Linked DNA regions of Homo sapiens: region 2 is linked to region 1. The links are chromatin loops, found by intact Hi-C in ENCODE. Cell type or tissue: PC-3. All regions are shown on one strand. Each heading gives the region's core, and the rest is flanking DNA. Links, peaks and the distances in the headings are about the cores only.

What was found. A loop is a pair of places that touch in the nucleus more often than their neighbours do. Peaks named below come from ENCODE experiments on the same cell type or tissue, not always from the same donor. Only the 100,000 strongest peaks of a DNase experiment are listed, where the experiment ranks them.
Region 2: a loop joins it to region 1, with 4 times the contacts of the local background. A loop is called at or near these places in 3 of 110 quality-filtered maps.

What each region holds. Positions count from the first base shown.
Region 1 is chr13:45,217,178-45,222,562 of GRCh38, forward strand. The region is part of intron 5 of GTF2F2 (general transcription factor IIF subunit 2); the gene reads left to right. Among named protein-coding and RNA genes, the nearest start is that of KCTD4, 19 kb to the left of the region's middle. In PC-3, for the core only: no CTCF peak of the experiment used is centred there; a DNase peak (open chromatin) is centred at 2,934; H3K4me3 peaks cover 744 bases; H3K27ac peaks cover 3,364 bases.
Region 2 is chr13:45,159,751-45,165,135 of GRCh38, forward strand. The region is part of intron 4 of GTF2F2 (general transcription factor IIF subunit 2); the gene reads left to right. Among named protein-coding and RNA genes, the nearest start is that of KCTD4, 39 kb to the right of the region's middle. In PC-3, for the core only: no CTCF peak of the experiment used is centred there; a DNase peak (open chromatin) is centred at 3,261; H3K4me3 peaks cover 1,213 bases; H3K27ac peaks cover 2,967 bases.

The DNA of each region.
Region 1 (5,385 bases), core at 208-5,207:
AATCCCAGCTACTCGGGAGGTTGAGGCAGAGAATTGCTTGAACCTGGGAGGTGGAGGTTACAGTGAGCCGAGATCACGCCGCCACGCTCCAGCCTAGGTGACAGAGCGAGACTCCATCTCAAAAAAAAAAAAAAAAAAAGATTCAGCTCAAATGGGAAATCTCCCTGACCGTTTCTCTTCACACAGAATAAGTACCATGTCCACCAAACTCCAGCTACACTTTTTAAAATAAACCATTACTCACATTTTGCTTTTTATTTTACCTTTATTACTTTTGTTTCTGTCTGTGCTAGATTGTGAGCCCCTTGAGGTCAGGGACTGTATCTTGTTCATCTTCATTCTAACAGCTTTATGTTCAGTTAACACTAGTAGAGCAACCAAAGATGAGCATTTTAAAGTTAAGGATTTATAGTTACACCTTGGTTAATGAATCTCCAGAATTGATACTCTTTTTTAGTTAGCTTTGTTTAAAATTCAAATTATAAGTCCTGAGAAGCAGTATTGGCATGTGATGGTGTTTCTACAAAGCCTTACAGCTTTGCAGGATAAAAATACCTCAGCACACAGTTTCTCTTTGTTCACTCACAGTTGAAAATCAACAGGGTTAACCTTAGGCAAAACTATGAAGTATGGAAAGTTTGTCTTTATTATCCAGGCATCTCCTGTTTTTACTTTTTCCCCTTAGCAATGTCTGTCTTTAGGTGTCTACTTTTTATCTTGTTCTGATCTTTTCTAGCCTGTCAATTCTGGATATATTTTAAGAATGAATGGGCATAAGTCAAACTGGGTATTTGGTTTTAAACCTTTTATTACTAAGTGTGAAATAAAAGCCATTAGATTACCTGTTCAAGTAATTTGAGTAGGCAGATTTTTTTCTCCCCATGGGAAAGAAAGAGAACTCACTGAAATTAAACCATTTATAGATTGGCCCCAAACACAAAATTAAGGAATCGTTTTAGTTTGCTGGAGGATTTGTCACCAGGACAACCATCTCTGCTTCGTGGGCCAAATGGGCAGATCTGACCTAGCTGCATTTGTTAGAGATCTGTTCTGAGGATTTAAAATGGGTGCTGAAGGTGACCCACAGAAGTGACCAAATTCCCTTAGGCAGGAGCAGGACAGTCACTGACTAGCCCATATGGCATCTTTGTACGTATTAGAAAAAGGTGCTCCTTCCTCAAGTGTTTTTATTTTTATCTGTCAGAAAATTGTGGTAATTTACAGATTTTGTTAAACAAGAAATTACTGCCATCTGTCAGAAAATTGACACGATAATTGCCATCTCTCATGTGAATGTGCCCCTTTAACACAACGTCATTGTGCACTATAAAACAGGCTGATCTAGGAAGGGGCTGCACCCTCCAGTTTGCTGCAGGCCAATGTGTCCTATTTTCTTACCAGTTTACTTAAAATTTAAGTAATTTCAAATAAACTTGCCTGTCCTTGCAGGCACTGGAATTTTCAATTCTTGGTCTTTGATTTTTCTGAAACATTTGAAAATGCAGAAAAGATACCACATGTTCTTTGTTCAAGAAAAAGGGTCTCATTTAGGGAATTGAATTGATGGGGTGCCGAATGGTCTGGGATTGTTAAATGCTGTTAATCAAGTCTTTAGCTTACTATTAGGAAGAACTAATTTAGACTTTGGGATGATCAGGATTTAAATATTCCTAGTAGTTTGTCACTGACAGTACAGGAACACCTGACTCCTAAGTGTGTTACATTCTATCTGTCTTGCTTGAGACTGTAATGCAGTTGCCATGGGATGTATTGTAAAGAAAACTTGAATTATTTAAGGAATCTTTGAGTTTCTAAGTAGAGAAAGAGAAGATGTTGGGGGTTTTTTTGTTTTGTTTTGTTTTTTTTAAAAAAAAGGCTGCTCAAAGGAAATGACTTTCAGCTAGAATGGTTCAGCCTGCATAGTGGGTCCCTCACTTTTATATGGCTTCATATTTTATGAATTAGAAGTTCTTTTTAGTGACTATCCTTAAAAAAAAAAATCTCATTTCCTTTCTCACAAAAAAGAAAATTGAATCACAGAAAAGTTGCGATTTGCCCAAGGTCATGATTTGTAAATGGCAAAGCTGGAATTTGAACCCACATCTGATTGATTCCAAAGGAATCAGCTGACAAGCTACCTCTTTCAGCTTTCAGTTTCAAAAGGTTGCCTGGCTTATTCGTAGGAAAAGAGAAAGGAGCAGCTGGTACTGTCTCTCTCCTCCCTCTTATTGAATGACCTTCAAAGTCCCACAACTTAAACCAACATTGTTAGTACCATGGTTCCGTTACATTATAAAATAAATACAAGATTCATATAAGATGTAAAATGGTCTCATTCTTTTAGTTTGGAATTTTTATCTAATTTCTGATTTTTTAATTTAAAAGCGAACTTTGATAGCATGATTGAATTGAATTTCAAAGCTCCATATTTCTGCAGGAGAGGTAGGACATTAAATGATTTTACGAGTCTGTGAAGTTTACTTTTCTGAAGTTTATGTGAAATCTCTAATGCTGTGTGTGGGTAGTTTTAATGAACTAGTAGTTGTGCTGTTTTGAAGATCTGCTAATCTATAATGTACCCCAGATATTTCTATTGTCATATATTGTACACTTTTGTTTTTATGACTTGAAAGCCTCAAAATGTCTAAAACCTTTTTCTTTTAATGTGTTATATATTTGAGGAAATCCCAAAGGAAGGAATTAATAATGTTCAGGCAGAAACTTTTCAAACTGAAAAATAGTACATGTCAGAAAAACGGGAAAGGATGACATATATGGGCGTGGTGAGGTTACATAAAACAAAATATGCCAATGAGCAGTATTCCCAGTAGAACGCGGCTCCATTAGGGCAAAGACCTTTTTTGTCTGATTCATTTATGGGTGTGTTTCTCATGAATAGAAGAGTACCTGACACCTAGTAGGTGCGTGATAAATACTTGTTAAGTAAAGAAAGGAATGAAAAGCATGTGATTTGGCTTTATGCATTTGTGTCCTACAAGCTGCCCAGGGTTTGATCACAATGACTCATTCTTTTTTAAGCTATTGCATGCCAAGTTGATTTATCTGCTTTTGTTACTTCCCTATATTTCATAGCTTCAGAGTGCCATTTATTACTCATTTGTTTAACAGATGTTTACTGAGCATCTAGTGTATACTAAGCAGTGTAACATTAAAAAGCAACCAGATCTTATGTTTCTTGGAAAATTGATCATACTAATTTAATGTAACTAATAATTTAGGGTATTATTTTATGCTGTGTGAGAAATTGGCACAGGCAGTAAATACTAGATTTCAGAAGTCAAACTTCATCATATAAGTATTTTCCATACTTATACTACCATATAAGTATCAGTAGACTTTGACTAGATAAAGAGTGGAGGGAGGGCTCCCAGGCAGGAATGGCACAGCCCAACCAAGGAAGGGATAAAACAATAGCAGTGTTCTGGGAAACTTAGTAGAGGTCACCCTGGTAAAGCCGAGATGGACAGAAAAAGGAATACATAGAATTGCCTGGTCGGTTGGGCTGATGGTAGTTTATTTTGTGCCAGACTGAACGGGCTAGACTTGATCTAGTAAGAGTCACTGATCGAGTGTATTTTACTCTGAGGGGGGTTCCTAGGTCTCCTTCAGGGCTCTGTCTTTGGTACAATTCTTCTCCTTTGGTTACTGACCTTAGTCATCTTTGTAGGCTCCTACTTACCGTCTGAACTTTTTGCCTCCGACCTTATCTTGGTAAGTGATCCCATCTGCTTAAAATGTATGTGTGTGTGTGTGTGTGTGTGTGTGTGTGTCTGTGTGTGTATATATATAGAGAGAGAAACCCCAGAATTTGTATCTCTGGCCTAGACCCCTCTAGACCTCTCTCCTGAGCTTTACACTCATGTACACCATTCCCCTTCAGAGCTCTACTTGGATGTCTCCTTCGTGTTTTAACTTCACATGCGTAAAATTGAATTCTTGGTTGTTAGCCCACCTCTAATGCAGTGTCCTCCCTGCCCCCAGTCTTACCCATTTTTTACGCAGTTTCTCAGGTAAAAAACCTGGGAGTTATCCATGATTCTTCTTTTCTTGACAAGACACATCTAGTCAATGACCAAGTCCTGTTAGTTGTACCAACACAATACACCCTGAATCCTACTACACTATTCTAAGCTGCCATTTTTGCTCCAGAATATAAGTTCAGGACTGACTATATAATCTGCAGGACCTAGTGCAAAATGAAAATATGGGGCCTTTTGTTCATACATTATTAAAAATTTCAAAAAGACCACTGAGGGACTTATCCATGTAACCAAAAACCATCTGTACCCCCCAAAACTATAGAAATTTTAATAAAAATGAAATCAGTGACAGTGGAGCATTAAATCAAGCTCAGGGCCCTTCCAAGTGGGGTCCCAGTATGACTGCACAGGCTCCCTCTTCATGAAGCTGGCCCTGCCTCCACTACTGCAGTAACCTCCTAAGTAGTAGCTCCTTCCTTCCCCCTATGGACCATCCCTCACAGGTCAGACTCATTAGTGTAGATCTAGTCATACCACTTCCCTGCTTATTGCAGTTAAAATAAAATGTACAAATCCTGCATCATCTGGCCTTCAGAACTTTGATCTGATCCTGAAGCTTTTTTAACCTCTTCTTCCACTACACATCTCATTCATTAGACAGCAGCCATAGTTGCCACCTTTTATCTGTCAAAAAGAACAAGTATAGTCCCATCTCAGGGCCCTTCTTTCTGTCTAAACACATATCTTTCATCAGATCTTCAGTTGGTAGCCCCCTTCCAACCATGCAGTTCTCTCAGTTTATATGGAACCTCCTCAGATGGGCCTTTCTCGACCACTGCTGGGTGAAATAGTATAGACTTCTCCCCACCGCCGCCACTACCACCACCTAATTATGTGCTATGACATTACTCAGGTTTATTGTATTCTTAACACTTACCATTGTGTGACTACCTTAATTAATTAATTATGACATACTGACTATATCTCCACCACCTAGCATAGTGTCTCATACATAATAGTGCTCAGTAAGTATTCATTGCACGAATGAATGTTTATCATAACCTTTTTAGCCTCTTTCATTTTAGGAGATTTATCTGAAGTTAACAATGTTTTTCTGTTAACAAAAGGAATACATACAATACAAACAAAATCCTTTGGGATTTTGTTTATTTGGGAATTTAACAAGGGCCCTTCCCTTGTTAAGTTTTTTATTTGTTGAGTCCTTATAAAATTGAATTGACTTTTATTTAATGTATTCCAAGTTAATTTTAGAATCTCAATGAAAGAAGCCCCCTTCTCTTTAAAATGGCATGTCTTTAGTATAACATATCATGATACATAAATGTACTTTAGCTTGGATAAGGAATTAAAGATGTCATTTCCT
Region 2 (5,385 bases), core at 279-5,278, 57 kb before region 1:
GCGTTGGCCACCATGCCTGGCCATGTTTTCATTTTTAAGTTGGATTGTTGGGTGCTAATGGGAAACATTAATTTGGTGCATTTCCCTTATTTTTGGGGGAATATCATATCAGGTATATGATTTTGAGAGGTTTGAATTAAGCCTTCTTTATATGTGTGCTTATAAGCATTCAAAGTACTTTTTCATTGAACTTTTTTTCTTGTCACTGGTTTAAAACATGAATTACACTCTGTTTCCTGAATTATCACCAGCTGCATATGCAGTGGGACTTTCTGAGGCTTTATTTACCTTATCTATCATAATTTAATTACTGTTGTCACTTTAATGGAGCATTTCTTAAACTTTTTGGTCTCAGGGCTCTTTTATACATTATGTGCTAACATTTTTATTTAAAAATCGATTTTCCAAAAAAATAGTGGGAAGAGTGCCATTTTGCAGGCATCATTAATGTCTGACAGCTTAAGACAAGCTGGATTTTCATCTCTACTTCTGTATTCAATCTGTAAAGATCTGCTGTTTTGGTTGAAGTATCTGAAGAAAATCTACCTCTTATAAATACATAGTTGGAAAAGGGAGGAGTAATTAGTAGCATTTTCAGATAGTTGTGGACATTCTTTTGCTACTACACTAAAACTCTGCAAGTGGTAGTTTCTTAAAGGTCACTTGCAGTATAGAATCTGAAACTATTAGCAAACCTTTTCTACTCTCTTACATTAAATTCACAGGTCTGTCTTGTATTTGGAATGAATCTCTTACCCAGACATGATTTTGTAGCATCATACATCCATCATCTGGAGACTATTGGTTTCCTGAATTATGTAGTTCTTTTGAATGTTGACACGTTTCATTATAGAATATCAAAAATTTACATTCATTAGCATCACTACTGATTTTATCAGAAAAGTTTTTAAATATAGGGGAGCTGTTAAGTTTATGGTGATAGGTACAAGTTCTTCAGACTTTAATTTTCACTTAAAAAGTTGAATTTTATTAATGACAACAAATCCTGTCAGCTGTTTTTTTTTTTTTTAAAGGATGGGCTTTTTTCATTGATTTTTGAAAAAATATCTTTCAGATACCCAAATCTGAATAATTATGCTTTGTCTGTCAGTCATTCTTTCAAGTAACAATGATCTTCCACAACAAAAGTAGCTAGCTCAGCACTCAACTCAAACAGTTGCAACTATGCTTTTCTTTGAGGCAATCATCTTATGTTAGTGTCCAGCAGAAGCATTTCATGTGCATTTGCCATTTGGTGTCACAGAATGTTAAAGGATGCATACTCAAGGGTTGAAATTTAATAAAAACAGTTTTTACTGTTCATCAAGGACATTGTGAAGTGAAACAGACTTTTTAAAAAATTGCAAGTGCTAGGTGGTGAAGAATACACCTAGCACTTTAGTGTAGTAGCAAAACAGTGATACAGTTTTGGTACCATTTGGCCTCAATTTGTGGTGGTACCAGTAGCCTTACCCACCGTTGCTTTTGCACTATTGGCAAATATCAACACAGTGAAAAAGGTAATTAAATATTTTAAGAAAATATTTTGACCTTGTGGACACCCAAATGATCTTGAGGACCCCTGGGGATTTATAGACCATACTTTGAAGAATGCTAATTTAGTGTGTGGTAGTGTGAAAAGATTGCAAGCTCCATTTTAAAATACCTGGTGAAGTGTTGATCACTTTTTATTGGGATGGCCTACCTAATAGAGACACTCCTCCCCCCAGTGCTTCTTAGGGGAACCTCATGCGTAACACTGAATTGCATGCCTGTTTCAGTGTTTATTGTTGGTTTTAAGAATACAGGGGCCGGGCACCGTGGCTCAGGCCTGTAATCCCAGCAGGTTGGGAGGCCAAGGTGGGCAGATCACCTGAGGTCAGGAGTTCAAGACCAGCCTGGCCAACATGGTGAAACGCCGTCCCTACCAAAAATACAAAAAATTAGCCAGCTGTGGTGGTGAGTGCCTGTAATCCCGCCTATTCGGGAGGCTGAGGCAGGAGAATCACTTGAACCCAGGAGGCAGAGGTTGCAGTGAGCCGAGATCATGCCATTGCACTCCAGCCTGGGCAACAAGAGCGAAACTCTGTCTCAAAAAGAAAAAATGAATACAGTACATATTTTTTTAACCAGATTTGAACCACTTTTAAACTATTTCTTTTAGGTATAGTTTACACTTTTAGGTATTTATTCCACTTCTGTTGGTGGATAACCTGTCTTAATAAATCTGTATTAAATAAGATAGTAAATACAACCTGTCTTTGTATTTACTATCTTATTTAATTCTCCTCACAACTCCACGAGGGAGGGACTTTTAAAAAATCTTCATTTTGCAGATGATATGACAGAAGCTCTAAGAGATTGTGTGACTAGCCCCTATTTCCTGATATTTAGAAATATATGTTAAAACAGTCTCTTTAAGTAGGTAATAGAAATCCTGCTAGGTCTGCCTGGATAGATGCTCTGTGGTGACTCCAGCTTGTCTCTTTCATCACTGCATTTCACAGGGCAGCCATCTTCAAGTCCCATTCACTTTGGCAGCTAGTGGTTCTTTCTCACTCCGCTAGTAAAGGCCCTATGGAAGGAGTAAGGAAGCTCTGTTTTTTGCTTACTCCTTTGAGTAACAGCCTTGCCACTGAACATTTGGAATCATACCAGCTTCTGACAATCTTATACTTGTGAGGAGGAACAAACAGGAACAAAAATATATGAGTTTAGTGTTTATTTCCTGAACTGCCACCAAGGTTGTGACTGACTGCAGAGATTTAGTTTTGTATTTTACTGCCAACTGCCTGAGCCAGGTCTGCTCTCTGAAAAGTTAAACCTAATAGCAGAAAATGTTCCTTTATTTAGTGGCCAGAAAGAGATTTGTAAAAGCAGTGTTTGCACTCTTCATATTCAGGTATTCATGCATAAATATGTGGTAGCTTTAATAATCTGAGGTTGGGATGAGGAGGATTAAAAGAAACCGCAGTGTAGGATAATATTAAGGTTTGGAATCACAAACTTATTAAAACTTATGATTTACTCTCCAGTTTTTAATTGTGAAATATTTCAAACCTACAGAAAAGTATAGTGAATAGTTTAACCTATGCCTAACAGCTGTATTTCATAAGTGTTGACATTTGCCATATTTCTTTAAAGCTAGAAAACATTTTAGATTTCTCCCCACCCCCCACCCCCTAACCCTTACCTCACTTGCTAGAGGTAACTGTTGTCCTGGAGTTGGCGTGTATTATTGTGACTCATTATGACTAGTCTGCAATTCTCAAAACAAAATCTTTATAGTTTAACTGGTGGAAACTAACCAAGTTCCTTGGAGATGTGTTAGGCAATGTGCTCCAAATTTCTAACAATTGTGGAAGTCCAGTGTTTAGCTTGAGTAGAGATTTTTTTGTGTCATACCTGGAGAAAATGACAGGCTATACAAACATATTTCTCTTCTTCCTTTTGATTTTCTGTAGCTTCCAGTTTATAAAGTCGGTTCTTTGTTTTGATTCATTGTATACTTAAGATCTTAGGAAGAACTTGGTTTCTTTGTAAAACCAAACCTAACTTAGTAAAATCAATTAAAATGTAAATTACTTCAGCGTGGGCAACATGGTGATTCCCCATCTCTACTAAAAATAAAAAAAATTAGCCAGGCATGGTGGCGCACGCTTGTAGCACCAGCTGTTCTGGAGGCTGAGGCAGGAGAATTGCTTGAACCCAGGAGGCGGAGGTTGCAGTGAGCCGAGATAGCGCCACTGCACTCCAGCCTGGGCGACAGAGTGAGACTCTGTCTCAAAAAAAAAGAAAAAAAGTAAATTACTTAGTCGCGGTATTAAAACTAAGTAATTGAAACAATTGTAATTTTAAAATACTTTAATTTTAAAAATTTCATTTCCTTTGGCTTTTTCAAATAACATTGCCACTATTTTTAAAAACCTCATTCAAGGTTATAGTAGCATGATTTTTTCTCTAGTTCTTTGAGCATAAGGGTACCATTATCAAAATTTAAAGTGTAAAAAATGCCATGTAACTGATTTTTCCCTCTGCAGTATAGCATTACATTATAAAAACAGAGACAGGTTATTTGGTTGCCTTTGTATTTTTATCACTTAGAAATGTAGTCTATTGAGGGCTGGATGTGGTGGCTCACGCCTGTAATCTCAGCACTTTGGGAGGCCAAGGTGGGCAGATCACTTAAGGCCAGGAGTTTGAGATCAGCCTGGCTGACCTGACGAAACCCCGTCTCTACTGAAAATACAAAAATTAGCCAAGTGTGGTGGTGCGCATCTATAATCCCAGCTCCTCAGCACACATCTGTAATTCCAGCCAGGAGTTCAAGACCAGCCCGGCCAACTTGGCGAAACCCCGTCTCTACTAAAAATACAAAAATTAGTCCAGCGTGGTGGCAGACACCTGTAATCTCAGCTACTTGGGAGGCTGAGGCACGAGAATCACTTGAACCCAGGAAGTGGAGGTTGCAGCGAGCCAGGATTGTGCTACTGCACTCCAGCCTGGGCAACACAGTGAGACAGTCTCAAAAAAAAAAAAAGAGAAAGGTAGTCTGTTGATATGGTGATGGCACTAGTATAGTAATTCCCTTGGAACAAAGAAGAAAAGAAGGTAAGACTTTAAAACTGACCTATTTTTTTAAAAAGCAATAAAACATGTCGATTTACTGAAGGTTTTCAAGTAAAGAAGTAGCAGCCCTAGTGGCCAGGTAGTGGCTCATGCCTGTAACCCCAGCACTTTGGGAGGCCAGGGTGAGTGGACTGCTTGAGCCCAGAAGTTAGAGACCAGCCTGGACAAAAGAGTGAAACCCTATCTCCACAAAAGATAGCTGGGTATGGTGGCATGCACCTGTAGTCTCAGCTATTTTGGAGGCTCAGGTGGGAGGATCACCTGTGCCTGGGATGTTGAGGCTACAGTGAGTACAGTGATTGTGCCACTGCACTCCAGTGTCAGTGACAGAGTGAGACCCTGTCTGGAAAAAAAAAATAGTAGTTCCTTCTCCCTCAGCATTACTAGTGTCACTTTTGGGGTACCCAGTGCTGGTAAAAAGGCTATACAACAAAAAGTTGCATCACAGCAGAATGGGAAGGGTTACCAAAAAATGGATTAGAGACCTACACTTGAACTGTGTTCTTGATTACGTTGGTTCTGATACAAAGTGCCTAGAACCATTTTACATTCTCATAACTATTTGTTTGGAAGAATTGAAGGAAGTTTTAATTATGGCATATAGATACACAATGTTTACATCTTTATTAAGCAATGATCTTGTTACGCTATAGCTGCTATAGCTGTTTTATTAAGCGGACAGATATAGGTAACCTGTTGAGCACTTATTTTATTTGCTATGATGAGCACTTACACAGTGTGGATGCAGAATCAATT